2 separate regions of the Homo sapiens genome follow, and region 2 is linked to region 1. A link is an interaction called in ENCODE POLR2A ChIA-PET data of the cell type or tissue named here. Cell type or tissue: A673. All regions are shown on one strand. Each heading gives the region's core, and the rest is flanking DNA. Links, peaks and the distances in the headings are about the cores only.

Region 1 (7,989 bases), core at 1,289-6,288:
ATTGGGCGTGGTGATTCCCAGGCTGTGCATTTATTATACATTCAGAACCTGTATAAATGGTGTCTTGAGGTTTTGCATTCTCAGGGAAAACTTTTGTTTTCTCTCATCCAGAATCTAGACAGAGGTTGCAAACTTCCTTGACATCACTCTGTGCCTGTGGATAGATTTTTTTTCCCAGTCCACCCCTTCACTGTGGATGTAGCCCTTTGCTAGCTCTGCCTTATGTAGGATTCTCACTTCCAACCACCCATTCACAACAATCCTCAATGTATTCTCCCTGCATGGAGCCAGATGGTAGTGGCCAGTAACTCCCCAGGGCATCTCAGTGCCAGCTTTATGCAATGTTTCTCACCTCTATTTATTTCTGGACCTGATGTTTTCTATATTTGTTTTTCCTGCAGCTCAATTTTGCGTCTAGGTATCTGGATACGTTTTATTCATCATTAATAGGTGTTGTGGTTATCTTAGGCTTCCATTTTGCCCAAACTAAACATTCTCCAGCTTAGGTTTTACTTCATCTTTGTGCACATCTGGATCTGACTTATTTCACCTTCCCCTGTTGGGTGATGCTGGGTTTGTGCCTTCCTGTTCACCTGGGTTTCATTATAAGCCATGGTAAGTAGAATCAGAAGATTCACATTCCTTTCTAATGACCCCAGTTGCCCAACAGTTAAGACCAACTATCTTTTCTCTCTCTCTATTTTTGAGACAGAGTCTTCCTCTGTCACCCAGGCTAGAATGCAATGGCATGATCTGGGCTCACTGCAACCTCCATTTCCTGGGTTCAAACAATTCTTCTGACTTAGCCTCTGAGTAGCTGGGATTACAGGCACCTACCATCTTGCTCGGCTAGTTTTTGTATTTTTGATAGAGACGGTGTTTTACCATGTTGGCCAGGCTTGTCTCAAACTCCTGACCTCAAGTGATCCACCTGTCTTGGCCTCCCAAACTGCTGGGATTACAGGCATGAGGCACTGTGCCCGGCCATCTTTTCTCTTTAATCACTGGGTAATACAGGAAAGATTCTGTCTATATTCAAATGAGTTTTTTCTTTTCTCAGTAACTCATTTCCCCTGATTACACTAAGCAAGTAAAACATTAGAGAACACAGCAAATTGTGTTGCAATAAACAACTAAGACAATATTGCTTCAACAAAAATCCTGCACAAGATGGTTAAAAAAGTCCCTATTATTAGTAGTAATAATAAAAACTTTTTTTAGTGCCAACGAAGTCATTTTAGCTACCTTTGAAATATATCTGCAACCTGTTGACATAGTTTGGATCTGTTTCCTCACCCAAATCTCTTGTTCAATTGCAAACCCCACTGTCGGAGGTCACGCCTGGTGGGAGGTGATTGGATCATGGGGGCGCTTCCTTCATGAATGGTTTGGCACCACCACTTTGGTGTTGATCTCGTGATAGAGTTCTCACAAGATCTGGTTGTTTAGAAGTGTATAGCACCTCCCCGCCACCTTCCTCCTGCTCTGGCCATGTGAAATGCCTCGCTTCCCTTTCACCTTCCGCCATGAGTAAAAGCTCCCTGAGGCCTCCCCAGAAGCAGATGCCACCACACTTCCTGTACATCCTGCTGAACTGTGAGCCAATTAAGTCTCTTTTCTTTATAAGTTACTCAGTCTCAAGTATTTCCTTATAACAATGCAAAAATGGCCGAATACACTTGCCTACTTTTCTCTATCCCCATTTTAACACCTTAATCCAAGCCACCATCATCTCTCACCTGGATCATGCAACAGCCTCCCAGCTCGTCTCTCTAGGGTCCTCCATGCACACACAGAGTGATCTTTCAACACACTAATCAGAGTATGTATGTCACTCTCCTGCTTAAAAGATTCCAAAGTCTTGCCACTGCAGTTAGAATAAAATCTGAGCTCATCTTCAGCCTTGTAAGATCCTACATGATTTGGTCTCATGTATCACCTTTCCTCCAGCTACTTTGGACTTCTTGATGTTCTTTAAGCTCGACAAGTGGGTTCTTGACTTAAGACTTTCACTTGCCTGTTTCTTCTGTTTCTGAATGTATGACTGAATCTTTCCTGACATTCGGTCCTAGCTCAAAGCCACTGCCTCACAAAGGCTTTCCCTGACCACGCCCTCCCTCCTCTAAAACGACATCTCTCTGCATCTCTTGACATTCTATCGCATTGCTCTATTTTATCCTAATTCATTGATCACTTTCTGAAATAAATTTGTTCATTTACTTGTGTATTTATTTATTTTGTTTCCTCCCACTAGAATGTAAGTGCTGTGGTAACAGGGACCTTGCTATCTTGCTCACCACTGTATTTCCATTGCCAAGAACAGTGCCTGGCCTTTTGGAAACGCTCAATACATATTTATTGAATGCATGCATGCATGAATGCCAGCAACTGTTCTCATTGCTTCATGTAGACTACCCATAACTTTTACAATGATATGCTAATGTAAGTATATTATCTTCATTTACAAATGAGAAGACTAACTAGAACCACATCCATTTGTCTCCAAAGATGACTCTTATACATTTACACTCCCTCCCATTTTGTTAGGTAACATTAAATGCAATGAAAACATTTATTGTTGGCAAATGCTTTTAACACTTGGTTTACATTGGCTATATTAATATTTTTGTTTTACACAGGGTCTTACTATGTCATCCAGGCTGTAATGTAGTGACACAATCTTGGCTCACTGCAGCCTTGACCTCTCAGGCTTAAGCTATCTTCCCACCTCAGCCTCCCCTCCCCCCAGTCCCTCAAGTAGCTGGGACCACAGGTGTGTGCCACCAGGCCCGGCTAATTATTTTATTTTATTTTTTGTTTATTTATTTTTTTTTTTTTTTGAGACGGAGTCTTTCTCTGTTGCCCAGGCTGGAGTTCAGTGGCACAATCTCAGCTCACTGCAACCTCTGCTGCCGGAGTTCAAGCGAATCTCCTGCCTCAGCCTCCTGAGTAACTGGGATTACAGGCATGTGCCACTATGCCTGGCTAATTTTTGTATTTTTAGTAGAGACAGGGTTTCAGCATCCTGGCCAGGCTGGTCTTGGACTCTTGACCTCGTGATCCACCCCTCTCGGCCACCCAAAGCGCTGGGATTATAGGCATGAGCCACCGCACCCAGCCCTTGTTTTATTTTTTATAGAGACAGGGTTCTTGCTATGTTTCCCAGGCTCATCTTGAACTCTTGGGCTCAAGCAATCCCTCCACCTCAGCCTCCCAAAGTGCTGGAATTACAGGCATGAGCCAGCGCACCTGGCCTAGGATTTGAATTCTGTCTCTTTTTCCTTAAAATAAGTGAGAAAGTAATTTCCAGCAGTCTGAAAATATATATATGTTATTTGGTTCTATAAAATTAAGTTTTGGGAGATAAACAAATTAATGAAGCTAGAGGCAATATAGTCTAGAATGAGATGACCTCGATGAATTAAAGTCTTGACTTTATCCCAAGCTTCAGTTTCCTCTTCTGTAAAATTAAGATAGAAATATTTGCTGTGTAGAGTTGGTGTAAAGACCATAAAATACTTAGGATAGTGCATCTACCTGGCAAATGCTCAATAAAAGTCATGTTTAATAACATTAATGGTGATAATGCTGCCAAGAATTAGAATTTTATTGCTAGAAAACTGTAAGAGACAAGTTATTCACTCAGTGAGAGGATGGGCTGGATAATTTCAAAAACTTTTTCAGCCTTCATCTAAGATTGTATTATTCTGATCAGCGCTTTTCGAACTCTGGAGTTTTTAACTTTCAATCTACCATGGATTGACACTTTTGTACAATATAATAAAAAGTGGATGACTGGGAAAATAAGAATTTAAAAATGCATACAAAATAAAAGCTTATTGTATAACAAATTGCCCCAAAACTCAGTGGCTTAAAACAACAATTATTTATCTTGTATCACTTCTGTAGGGCAGAAATTGAAGAACAGCTTGGTTGACTGATTCCAGCTTGGGGGTTTCTCACGAGGTTATATTCAAGATATAAGCTGGGACTGCAGTTGTCTGAGGCTTTGACTGGGCCAGAGGCTCTGCTTTCAAGGTGGCTCATTTATAAGATGGGCAGATGAGTGCTGGCTGGTGGCAGGAGGCCTCAGTTCCTCTTCACCACATGGAGCTCCATGTAGAGCTGTCTGAACAGCTTCAAGGCATGACAGCTGTTTTTTTGTTTTTGTTTTTGTTTTTGTTTTTTTTTCTCCAGAACAAGTGATCCAAGAGACAGCAAGGTGGAAGCAACAGTCTGGATCTAGCCTCAGAAGTCACATTCCATCATTTCAATATCCTATTGGTTAGACAAGTTAGCCCTATTCCATGTGAATGGAGACAACACAGGAGGTGAAGCCAGGAAACAAGAATCACTAGGGTCACCTTGGGGAGTGGCTACCACAAATGCTTCCTCCCAAATTCCATACTTACCTGTCTGTAAACCAAAGTCTGACTACCAAATTCCTAGAGATCATCTACTGTAAGCTCCTCAGTTTGCAAATGAGGAAACTGAGACCTACCTAAAGACACTCCACTAATTAGTGGCAAAATCAGGTTTCCTGATTTCAGTGTTCTTTCAATCACATCACATAGGCTATTTTACCTACTATATATCTATTTTGCCTGGGATGTAGTTACGGGGGGCATTTGCCTTGAGCTGCTCATTAAGTGATTTGAATGAATGGGGTGGGGTGGGGAGGCTGACACAGAGATACGGCTGTGGGTTTGCTGAGGCTCACAACAAAGCCATCTTTAAAGTGGTCATCAAATAGGATAATTCAGTGAGCCCAGTTCAAAAGCATCACAATGTGACAATGGAAATTGACTTGATTTAGCTTCAAAGATTCTATTAACTCGGAGAAATGATTTTCCGGGAGAATTAATACATGGCCACTGGTAGAGAATGGATGTGACTTCTTCATTGCTTTGAAACATCTTTTAACTCAATTCTTAGATGTACATACAAAACATTATAGCTTAGATTCCTACCCCTATAATATACACATTTCAGGGCCAGATGATTACATCTTGATCCTAATTACAAAGGAAATGCAGAATTTCTGGTAATCTCATTTTATAAGGTTGAGAAATAACCTGCTTCAGAAATAAGCACTAAGTGAACCCTTCTAAACACATTCTTCCCATTATGGGGAGTGGGTGTGGAGAGGGGAATTACTTGCTTGAGGTACATTTGTAAGGTCAAAAGTACATTAAAGTTGTGACAAATGAACAGTAGTACATTACTGAATTCTACACTATATTTTTTCCTCTCTTTATCTGCCTTGTTCTTCTCCTAATCAAACCAAAAAGCCCAAAACAAGAAAAAGCCGAGATTTGTGAGTTAAAAAAAAATACCTTTTTATTTGGAAATAGTTTCAAACTTACAGAAAAGTTGCAAGAATAAAAATAGTGTACCAGTACATCCTTTACCTAGACTCACCTGTTGTTAATATGTTCATCTCATTTGCTTTATCATTTCTCCTCTCTCCTCTCTCTCTCTCTCCCTCTCTTGAAACACACACACACACACATACACACACACACACACAGAGACAACTTTTTTCTCAACTATTTAAGTTACATATATAATGGCTCTTTGATGCAGGAGTTTTTCTCCACCCCTTCATCAGACTTGCGATAGGCGTGCCCTGTTCACTCGGCCCGCCATGCTCAAGCTCTTCTTGCGAGGAACGCGTGGGTGAACAAGTGCAGGATCTGGCCGGCTGCTTTGGGCAGCGGCAAGAGTAGGCTCCCTGCAGGCCCTGCAGCAGTGCCCAGGTGGGAATGCCTGTGACCCCCAAAGCCCCAGAGGGCATGTTACAATGCTCTCTTAGCTCCGGTGTCTGTGGACAGTGGTGTGTTGTCAGCTCAGTGGGCCTCTCGCCTCATCGCATGGGGAGGCTGCCCTCCACCAGTGAGGGCAAAGGGCCAGTGTGACAGCCTTTTTTGGGTACCATCACTCAGTGGGTCCCGAGCTCTTGTTCAGCATCCAAGAAGAATGAGGTCGCACAGATACTTGAAGGATGGTGGAGGTGGAGAATTGTATTTATTGATGGAGATGGCTCTCAGTGGAGAGGGGAGCTGGAGAGGGGACGGGACAAGCAGATAATCTTCCCTGAGATCTGGCGTTCTCCAGCCGGCTCTTCTCTGAAGTTAATCTCTCCTCTGAAGTCCAGCTCTCCCTCTGAAGTCAAGTCGCCTCTCTCCAGTCAAGCTGCTTCTCTCCTCTACCGACTGAGTCTGGGGTCTATATAGGCACAGGATGGCGGGGGGTGGAGTGGGCCATAGGTAGTTTTAGAGAAGGCAACATTGGATTGGTAAAAAGACATTAATCAGAAAGAATCAATGGGGAGAGAGTGGGCAAACAGGGATAGAAGTTCTCACTTTGGGCAGAGGGTTGCAGGGTTTTTGGCTGGAAGGTGGGGTTTTGCCAGGGACCCACCCCTGTCTGCCTAGAATTTCTCTTCTTCCTGCCTCTATCACTTTACTCCTAAATATTTCAGGGTGCATTTCCTAATAATAGGGACATTCTCTTACATAAACACAGTACAATTACCAATTTCAGTAACATTTACATTAACACCTAATACTTTTTAACTAATCTATCCGTTCATATTCTGACTTTATCACTTGACCCAATGATGCCCTTTGTAGAATTTGTTCCCTCCAGCACTGGACTGAGTACAGGGGCCAGGTGCTGGATTTAGCTGTCAGGTCTCCTTAGCCTTCTTTAACCTGAAACATTCCCACAGCCTTCTTTATTATTCATGACATGAACATTTTCAAAGAATACAGTCCACACTCCCCCCCATCAACTTTTAAAACTAGAATGTTCATCATTTTGGGTTTGTCTAATGATTTGTCTCATAATTAGACATGTTATATATTCTCAGCAGAACTACTAAAAAGAGTGATCCTCTCTGTCCTTTTCAGATATCACATCTGGAGGCCTGAGATGCTCATCTGCCCCACATAGATCACCTGGTCAAGGTGCTATCCAATTTCTCTACTGTGTAATTAGCGTTTTTCCTTCTCATAGCTAGTGAGGAATATATGGGAAGGTACTTGAAGACCATCCAAATATCCATATCTTGTTCTTTGTTTCTCTGTTGAAATTTAGCATCTATTGATAATGCTTGCTTGATTCTATCTTAACTGTCACAGTTGCAAAATGATTTTTCCAGCTCTCATGCTGTCTTCCCATTTACCAGTTGGCATCCAAGATTCTGCTGTAAACACGAGTCCTTCCTTCTCCCTCATTTATTTATCACTGGAATAAACTCATGAATTCTGCCCCCTGCCATGCTTAAAACTCATTACTATCCTTAATTCGTTACTGTCCTTAATTGTTTTGATAATCAAATTGTCTTAGATTTGGCTATTGAGAGCCCCTTTAAGCTGGCTCCTTTGTCTTTATGACATGTTTACATCATTTTTTTCATTTCATTTCATTTATTTATTTAGTTTTTACTATTTCCTTACTTTCTGGAATAACAAGATGTTGCAGACTTATCTTCTATCTTCCTTGCCCCTTCCCTGCAAATTCCTGGGTTTTACTTCCTACTTTGATGTTGATTTACCATTTATTCTTAAAATTATAGAAAACCTCATCTCCCCTATTTATTTACTTACTGGCCCTCTCTCTTAGCTACTCATGCCATAAATATTTGTTCCTGCTTTTCCACATGCATGACATTGGCCTAAATGCTGTGAGCGATGATAAAGAACTTAAAGGCTAGTTTCAGAAAAGGCCTTCTTCTCAAATCAAGTTTTAAAGTAGAGAATAGGTGGGGCGCAGCGGCTCATGCCTGTAATCCCAGCACTTTGGGAGGTCGAGGTGGGCGGATCACCTGAGGTCAGAAGTTCGAGACCAGCCTGGTGAAACCCTGTCTTTACAAAAATTAACCTAGTGTGGTGGTGCATGCCTGTCATCCCAGCTAGTCGGGAGGCTGAGGCAGAAGAATCTCTTGAACCCAGGAGGTGGAGGTTGCAGTGAGCCAAGATCATG
Region 2 (7,989 bases), core at 1,168-6,167, 210 kb after region 1:
TGGCTCACTGCAACCTCCGCCTCCTGGGTTCAAGTGATTCTCTTGCCTCAGCCTCCTGAGTAGCTGGGACTACAGGTGCATGCCACCACACCTGGCTAATTTTTTGTATTTTTAGTAGAGACGGGGTTTCGCCATGTTGGCCATGCTGGTCTTGAACTCCTGACCTTGTGATCTGCCTGCCTCGGCGTCCAAAACTTCTTGACATTTTTATATTGCCTTGTGTTGTTAACCTTACATGTTTTTCTAAATTGGTAATAAGCTCTTTGTGGGCAGAGACTATTAACATTACTTTGCTGCGCTTTCTCACACATGGTATATGCTGAATAAGTACTTGGTAGTTTGGCCAAATCATTACATAGAAATATCTGTAGCTTCATTAACAACCCTGTTAAAATGGATTAATCCATGGGGTTAGGGAGGAAATGCTTTTTGCACAGAACTATTTACTTGCAGTGTTTTTTTATTGAAATTGATTTTTTTCCTGAAGGGTTTTTTACTTTTTACAGGTGTGTAGAGTTGATGAGTAGGCAAGTAGAAGAATACTTTTTTTTTTTTTTTTTTTTTAAGCTGGGTAGCAGGCTGGGCATGGTGGCTCACGCCTGTAATCTCAGCACTTTGGGAGGCTGAGGCAGGTGGATCACCTGAGGTCAGGAGTTCGAGACCAGCCTGGCCAACCTGTGAAACCCCGCCTCTATTAAAAATATGAAAAATTAGCTGGGCATGGTGGCATGCAGCTGTAGTTCCAGCTACTTGGGAGGCCGAGACAGGAGAATTGCTTGAACCTGGGAGGCAGACGTTGCAGTGAGCCGAGATCGCGCCACTGTTCTTTAGCCTGGGCAACAGAGTGATACTCCATCTCAAAAAAAAAAAAAAAAAAAAAAAGCTGGGTAGCATTAGCAAGATATGTGAATGGTCTTAAGAGAACACAGATAATTCTTATTATTAGAACCATTGTACATTATTGGAAATTTCATTGCATTCTCCTCAATACTGTTCTAAAAATATTTTAATTTTAATTTTTTAGAGACAGGGTCTCACTATCACCCAGGCTGGAGTTCAGCAGGGCAATCATAGCTCATTCCAACCTTGAACTCTTAGCCTTAAGCGATCCTCTTGTCTCAGCCTCCCAAAGTGTTGGGATTACAGGGTTGACCCACTGTGCCTGGCCCCCCTCAATACTGTTATCTAAACATAGAAATAACTGAAATATATTTTAGTCATTAAAAAACCCTTTGGGCTTACACTTTGAGTTACATTGAACTTCTTTTTACATTGTGGACAGGAAAGATAGTAAGCAAAAGTTTCCTCAATTTTTAAAAGGACGACGGTAGAAAGAACACATTGCAATCTATAGATGATCCATGGCAGCTATCTTCAAATGCTGAAAGCTTGCTCATGTAGCAGGAGTCTGTGCTGTTTTAGAAAACGAAAAAGTATTAAAACAGTGATGGTGGGGATGTAATTTTTTTACATTTAACTCCCAAGGAATGTATTAATATAAATAAGTTGTACAGAATTATGCTAAGGAATAGCTTGGTTAAAGCAACTAATATTTTGAAAGATGCCCTTTAAGATTATTTATGGTAATTTGCTTTTCAAATCTAGAAGCTTTAGACTTTTTAAGAATATAGTTCAAAGTAGGTGATGCTGGAACTTGTTAACATTTCTTTTTCCTACTAGAGTCAGCTGCTTCAATTCACTCAGACTTACCTGCATAATTATAACCTTGGACAAGGAATAAAGGTTTTTACAGGATTGGCTTTTATCTTTTTTAAAAAATTGGACAAACGGCTTGTGAAACTAAACTCCTGGATACTTAACCTGCTTGAAAAATTATCTTACAATGGAACCTTAGGTAACATCCTTTTTTTTTTTTTTTTTTTTTTTGAGATGGAGTTTTGCTTTTGTTGCCCAGGCTGGAGTACAATGGCGCAATCTCAGCTCACTGCAACCTCTGCCTCCCAGGTTCAAGTGATTCTCCTGCCTAAGCCTCCCAAGTAGCTGGTATTATAGGCAACCACCACCGCACCCGGCTAATTTTCTGTATTTTTAGTAGAGACCAGGTTTCATCATGTTGCCCAGGCTGGTCTCAAACTCCTGACCTCAGGAGATTCGTCCACTTTGGCCTCCCAAAGTGTTGAGATTACAGGCATGAGCCACTGCACCTGGCCTAGGTTAGCATTCTTATGCCATTCTTAGCGTTCAGAAATCCAGCATTCCTGACAGGTGTTCATTCAGCCTCTGCTTTAACCAGTCTTCCAGGGCCTGGTAGAGTGCTCGTTTCTCAATGAAAATTTGTTTCATTGGTGTGCCACTCTTTAAGTTCTTGGTGGTAGAAGTATATCCTTACCGGCCGGGCACAATGGCTCATGCCTGTAATCCTAACACTTTTGGGAGGCTGAGGCGGGCAGATCACCTGATGTCAGGAGTTGGAGATCAGCCTGGCCAACATGGTGAAACCCCGTCTCTACTAAAAATACAAAAATTAGCCGTGCGTAGTGGCTTATGCCTGTAATCCCAGTTACCTGGGAGTCTGAGGCAGGAGAATCGCTGGAACCTGGGAGGCAGAGGCTGCATGAGCCAAGATCGCACCACTACACTCCAGCATGGGTGACACAGCGAGAGTCTGTCTCAAAAAAAAAAAAAAAAAAGTATATCCTTACCACCACTGTTTAATAGTCTTTGTTTTCTGGAACAGCATAGACTCCCGCTACATGAGCATGCTTTCAACATTTGAAGAAAGCTGCCATGGATCAGCTATGGATTGTAGTGTATGTTCTTTCTACCCTGCTTTTAAAAATTGAGGAAACTTTTGCTTACTATCTTTTTTGTCTTCTGGGGATTTCACTAGCTAACAATACTCAGTTGAATTTGTGGAGGGCAAATAGGAGACAGTCAGCTGCCTACCATTGTGGGCAAAGTCAAAACTCGTAATTGTCTAAGTGAAGAACAGAGAATGTGGGGATTGGGGACTTGAAATAATACCTGGAAAAACTGGTAAAGATTGGACCGGGCGCGGTGGCTCACGCCTGTAATCCCAGCACTTTGGGAGGCCGAGGCGGGCGGATCACGAGGTCAGGAGATCAAGACCATCTTGGCTAACACAGTGAAACCCCGTCTCTACTAAAAATAAAAAAAATTAGCCGGGCGTGGTGGTGGGCGCCTGTAGTCCCAGCTACTCGGGAGGCTGAGGCAGGAGAATGGCGTGAACCTAGGAGGCAGAGCTTGCAGTGAGCTGAGATCACGCCACTGCACTCCAGCCTGGGCGACAGAGCAAAACTCCGTCTCAAAAAAAAAAAAAAAAAAGGAAAACTGCTAAAGATTATGGAAAGTTGAGAGGAAAAGAAATATTTTGTTTTTGCAAAAGTTGGTACAGTACTCTAGAAGTGATTTATTTGGCCTGGATACATAAAGTATAGCTAGGTGCTCTTAACTACTTTGGTTATTTTAGGCTTCATTTTTAAGTATTCCCTCTCAGTTTAGACATCTCCTTATTTGAGAATAGGAGTTACGAAGTTTTCCTGGAAAGCCAAGTTAGTTTTTTTCAGATGTTTCCTCCTAATCTTCCTTCTGACTATTTAAAATTGTCTAGTTGAAGAATTTTTAGGGTTTTTTGGAGTTTATCATCTCTCTTTGCTATTTATTTTTAATTGCATAATTAAAAATTTCTTCTTAAATTTTTTATTTGTGGAATTTGTTGGCTATAACAATAAAGAAGCAAAGCCCAGGAGGACATCTATCATGGATATCCCTCTTCTGGCACCCTAATGGCACCTACTGAACTTAATTTAAAAAATCCATTTCAAGAAAGTAACTTTGGTGGTGATGAAAAACTTCTTGGGAAGAATGGAAGATCTAGATGTATTGCAATTCAGCACAACATAATAATCTGATTGGAGAAAGGAAGAAAACAGCAGCAGCAGAGGCAGAGCTGGAATGTAGCAACAGCTGGAATCCAGAATGACATTCTAAGGGGGAGGGTTGTTAAGGCACAAATGATTTTTCTGGGATTTAAGACCTTACTTAGGTAAGTTATTTAACTGTGTCTTTCAATTTACAGTTAGGTGAAATATGATTGATAGTAATGCCTCCCTGATAGGTTTAGCTACCTTTTAAATTTGAATGTCTGTTACATAGTGAATACTGTCAACTATTAAAAGCAGTAAAGAAACAGGATATAGAGCGAGACTGGATAGCACTTGTTGGGATAATTATTTCCCAGTACCACATGACTCTGACATCTACTGGGTGTGGTCACACCTCTCCCATGATTCCCCCTTAAAGACTCTGGGTAATCTGGGAAATGGCCTGATTTTTATCTTGCTCATATGTGTGCTGTAAATGGATTTTTAATACACTTAGGATACTCAGCTGAAAAGGAACTCTAAATTGAATTTCAAGTTAGAAAGGATCTAAGAGGGCAGGTGTGTGTTATCAACATTGTAACGTAGTAGGCTTTCTGATGAAGATAGTTTTTTTTTGAGATGGAGTTTCGCCCTTGTTGCCCAGGCTGGAGTGCAATGGTGTGATCTCAGCTCACCGCTGCCTCACCCTCCCTAGTAGCTGTGTTTACAGGCATGTGCCACCATGCCTGGCTAATTTTGTATTTTTAGTAGAGACGGGGTTTCTCCATGTTGGTCAGGCTGGTCTTGAACTCCTGACCTCAGGTGATCCACCTGTCTCGGCCTCCCAGAGTGCTGGGATTACAGGTGTGAGCCACCGCGCCTGGCCTGAAGATACATTTTTATGCTAGGAAAATGGTTTCATTCTCTAGGAAAAATACTTAATATCTTATTTTATTTGTTTCATGAGTAGCTGACCAATTTATTGTTACCTCTTCTGCTGCTGTTAGCCATGTTCCAGCCCAGGAAAGAATAAAGCTGTGTCTGTCTGGAGCCCTTTATTACTCCTATCTTACCATTCTGTTCTTAGTATAATGTTGGATCTGTCAATGTGACAAGCTATTCCTTGTATATTCGCTTAGTTCATGCTGTAAATTTTAACACCAGTGGACAAATTTTCTAGTTGGACTTTAATGTAAACCATTTGAATAGGAAGTGACAATAGGAATGAAGCCACTTAAGATGGCATCATTTTTCTCTTGAGTAGTCTGTGCTTTCAAAGATTAGGCAAATTGTATTTGGAGAAGTGCAGATACCATATCCTTTTCCTTATCATGGAAGGCCACTTAAGGAGTAAGCTGAGATTGCAAGCTATAGTAATCTTTATAGCTATAGTAATAGCTACTTTCATTTTGAAAAGTAAAAAATTAGACCAATTGTCGTAAGAGGCTTTCTGTTTATAGTGTACATTTTGGTATTTACCACTTAGTTTAACTTCTGAGGTGTCAGCTAAGAATGCAAGATTTAACAAAAGTACTACTTACAAATGGCAGTGGTATGCCTTTGTTTTTTCTCTCTCACCTCTCCTTCTCAAAGGTGGTAACCCCTAAGTGTTCAGATCATAAACGAGTGTTCTCTTTATGAAATAGTTACTAGGTTAGATTCGTAAACTGGTCTAGAAATCCAGCCACAGTTCAAGTTTTCTGGGTTGTTTAAAGTTTCAACTTTAAAGTTTATTAAACAACTTACTTCCAAATTAAAGCTGCTGTATAATGGTTTTTTTTTTTTTTTTTTTTTTTGAGATGGAGTCTCGCTCTGTTGCCCAGGCTGGAGTGCAGGGGCGCTATCTCGGCTCACTGCAAGCTCCACCTCCCGGGTTCTCACCTTTCTCCTGCCTCAGCCTCCTGAGTAGCTGGGACTACAGGTCCCCGCCACCACGCCCGACTAATTTTTTTTTGTATTTTTAGTAGAGACAGGGTTTCACCTTGTTAGCCAGGATGGTCTCGATCTCCCGACCTCGTGATCTGCCCGCCTCAGCCTCCCAAAGTGCTGGGATTACAGGCGTGAGCCACTGCACCCGGCCCCGTATAATGGTTTTTAAGGTCACTAATCATACCATATGTTTGATTCAGAATAATTTATTTCCAGGTTCTACTGGGCTATTACAAGTTAATTACAATGTATTTGAACGAGATGAGTGTTTCTCAAACTTAAGCATGCATCAGAATCACCCAGAAGACTCAATACCAACTACAAATTGCTGGGTTCCCCCAGCCACCACTGAGTTTCTGATTCAGTAGGTCTGGGGTAGTGCCTGAGAATTTGTGTTTCTAACAAGGTGCCAGTTGATGCTGATGTTGCTGGTTTGGGGCCTACAGTTTTAAAAATCACTGACGTAAACCAACATAGGGTCTCTGCTCTGCAGAGATCTGATTATATATAATAGTGAAACAAAGTCCTTCCCAGCTCAGATTCCATGGTGATAAAGTTCTTTGTATACCTCAATAGCTGAGAGATCAGGAAATCCTATATTTTACTGATAAGGGAAAAACTAGTGCCTTTTAATTAAGTTTTTATTGTCATCCTGCAGTTTTCTTAATAAGTTTTGGTATTTCCTCTTATGAGTGCTGTTTCTTAGAAACTTTGATCAGACTTAGGATCCTGCTTTCCTGAAGCTTAGGCAAGGACAGGGGATAGGATATTTATAATAGTAGTGTAGAAAATGTTAACAGCCATGGAAGAACATGTGTAATGCTATGATGAAACTTTCTTTTTTTATTGTGGTTAGAAAAATGTTATATGGATGACCTGTAGTTTCTTTTGATCTCACTCTTGGTCAGGCTGGAGTGTGATAGCGTGATCACACGTTGAGGCTACTCACTGCAGCCTCACCCTCCCCAGACTCAGTGATCCTCCTACCTGCACCTCCTGGGACTGCAGGTGCGCGCCACCAGGCCCGGCTACTTTTTGTATTTTTTGCAGAGACAGGGTTTTGCCATGTTGCCTGGGCTGGTCTTGAACTCCTACTCTTGAGCTCAGATGGTTTCCTCACCTTGGCCTGTCAAAGTGCTAAAGTGCTAGGATTACAGGTGTGAGCCACTGTGCTCGGCCAAGACCTGTAGTTTCTGTACCTTTTTAATTTATTTTTATTTATTTATTTATTTATTTTTTTTGAGACAGATTCTCACTCTGTCACCCAGGCTGGAGTGCAGTGGCACGATCTTGGCTCTCTGCAACCTCTGCCACCTGGGTTCAAGCAGTTCTCCTGCCTCAGCTTCCCGAGTAGCTGGGATTACAGGTGGCCGCCTCCATACCCGGCTCATTTTTGTATTTTTAGTAGAGACGGGGTTTCACCGTATTGGCCAGGCTGGTCTCGAACTCCTGACCTTGTGATCCGCCTGCCTCAGCCTCCCGAAGTGCTGGAATTACAGGCGTGAGCCACTGTGCCTGGCCACCTTTTTTATTTATTTATTTTTTTGAGACGGAGTCTCACTCTGTTGTCCAGGCTGGAGTGCAGTGGCAGTGGCATGATCTTGGCTCACTGCAACCTCCACCTCCTGCCTCAGCCTCCCGAGTAGCTGGGACTACAAGCATATGCCACCATGCCTGGCTAATTTTTGTATTTTTTTTTTTTCAGTAGAGTTAGGGTTTCACCATGTTGGCCAGGCTGGTCTCCAGCTCTTGACCTTGTGATCCACCCGCCTCAGCCTCCCGAAGTGCTAGCATTACAGGCGTGAGCCATCACACCCAGCATTTTTTTTTTTTTTTTTTAAGACAGTCTTACTCTGTTTCCCGGGCTGGAATGCAGTGACACAATCTCGACTCAGTGTAGTCTCCACCTCCTGGGTTCAAGTGATTCTCGTGCCTCAGCCTCCTGAGTAGCTGGGATTACAGGTTCATGCCACCACGCCCAGCTAATTTTTGTATTTTTAGTAGAGACGAGATTTTGTCATGTTGACCAAGATGGTCTTGAACTCCTGACCTCAAGTGATCTGCCTGCCTTGGCCTCCCAAAGTGTTGGGATTACAGGTGTGAGCCATGGCGTCGGGACCTGTACCTTTGATTTACTACATTTTTTTGACTGGGCAATTCAGTTCGCTGGGTATAAGGAACTGTGGTCTGCTCTTTGAAAATTCTGTAAAAGAGT

Evidence for each region. ChIA-PET counts read pairs that join two places held together with the same protein. Peaks named below come from ENCODE experiments on the same cell type or tissue, not always from the same donor. Only the 100,000 strongest peaks of a DNase experiment are listed, where the experiment ranks them.
Region 2: POLR2A ChIA-PET joins it to region 1 with 7 read pairs; 2 of 35 experiments call an interaction of 5 or more read pairs at or near these places.

What each region holds. Positions count from the first base shown.
Region 1 is chr11:33,846,838-33,854,826 of GRCh38, forward strand. No RefSeq gene overlaps it. Among named protein-coding and RNA genes, the nearest start is that of LINC02721, 28 kb to the left of the region's middle. In A673, for the core only: no CTCF peak of the experiment used is centred there; no DNase peak of the experiment used is centred there.
Region 2 is chr11:34,059,337-34,067,325 of GRCh38, forward strand. The region is part of intron 2 of CAPRIN1 (cell cycle associated protein 1); the gene reads left to right. LOC124902660 (a long non-coding RNA gene) reads left to right here and starts at 1,142. Exons shown (of 2, transcript XR_007062651.1): 1 at 1,142-1,855; 2 at 3,716-4,895. In A673, for the core only: no CTCF peak of the experiment used is centred there; DNase peaks (open chromatin) are centred at 3,956, 4,255 and 5,093; H3K4me3 peaks cover 1,443 bases; H3K27ac peaks cover 4,213 bases.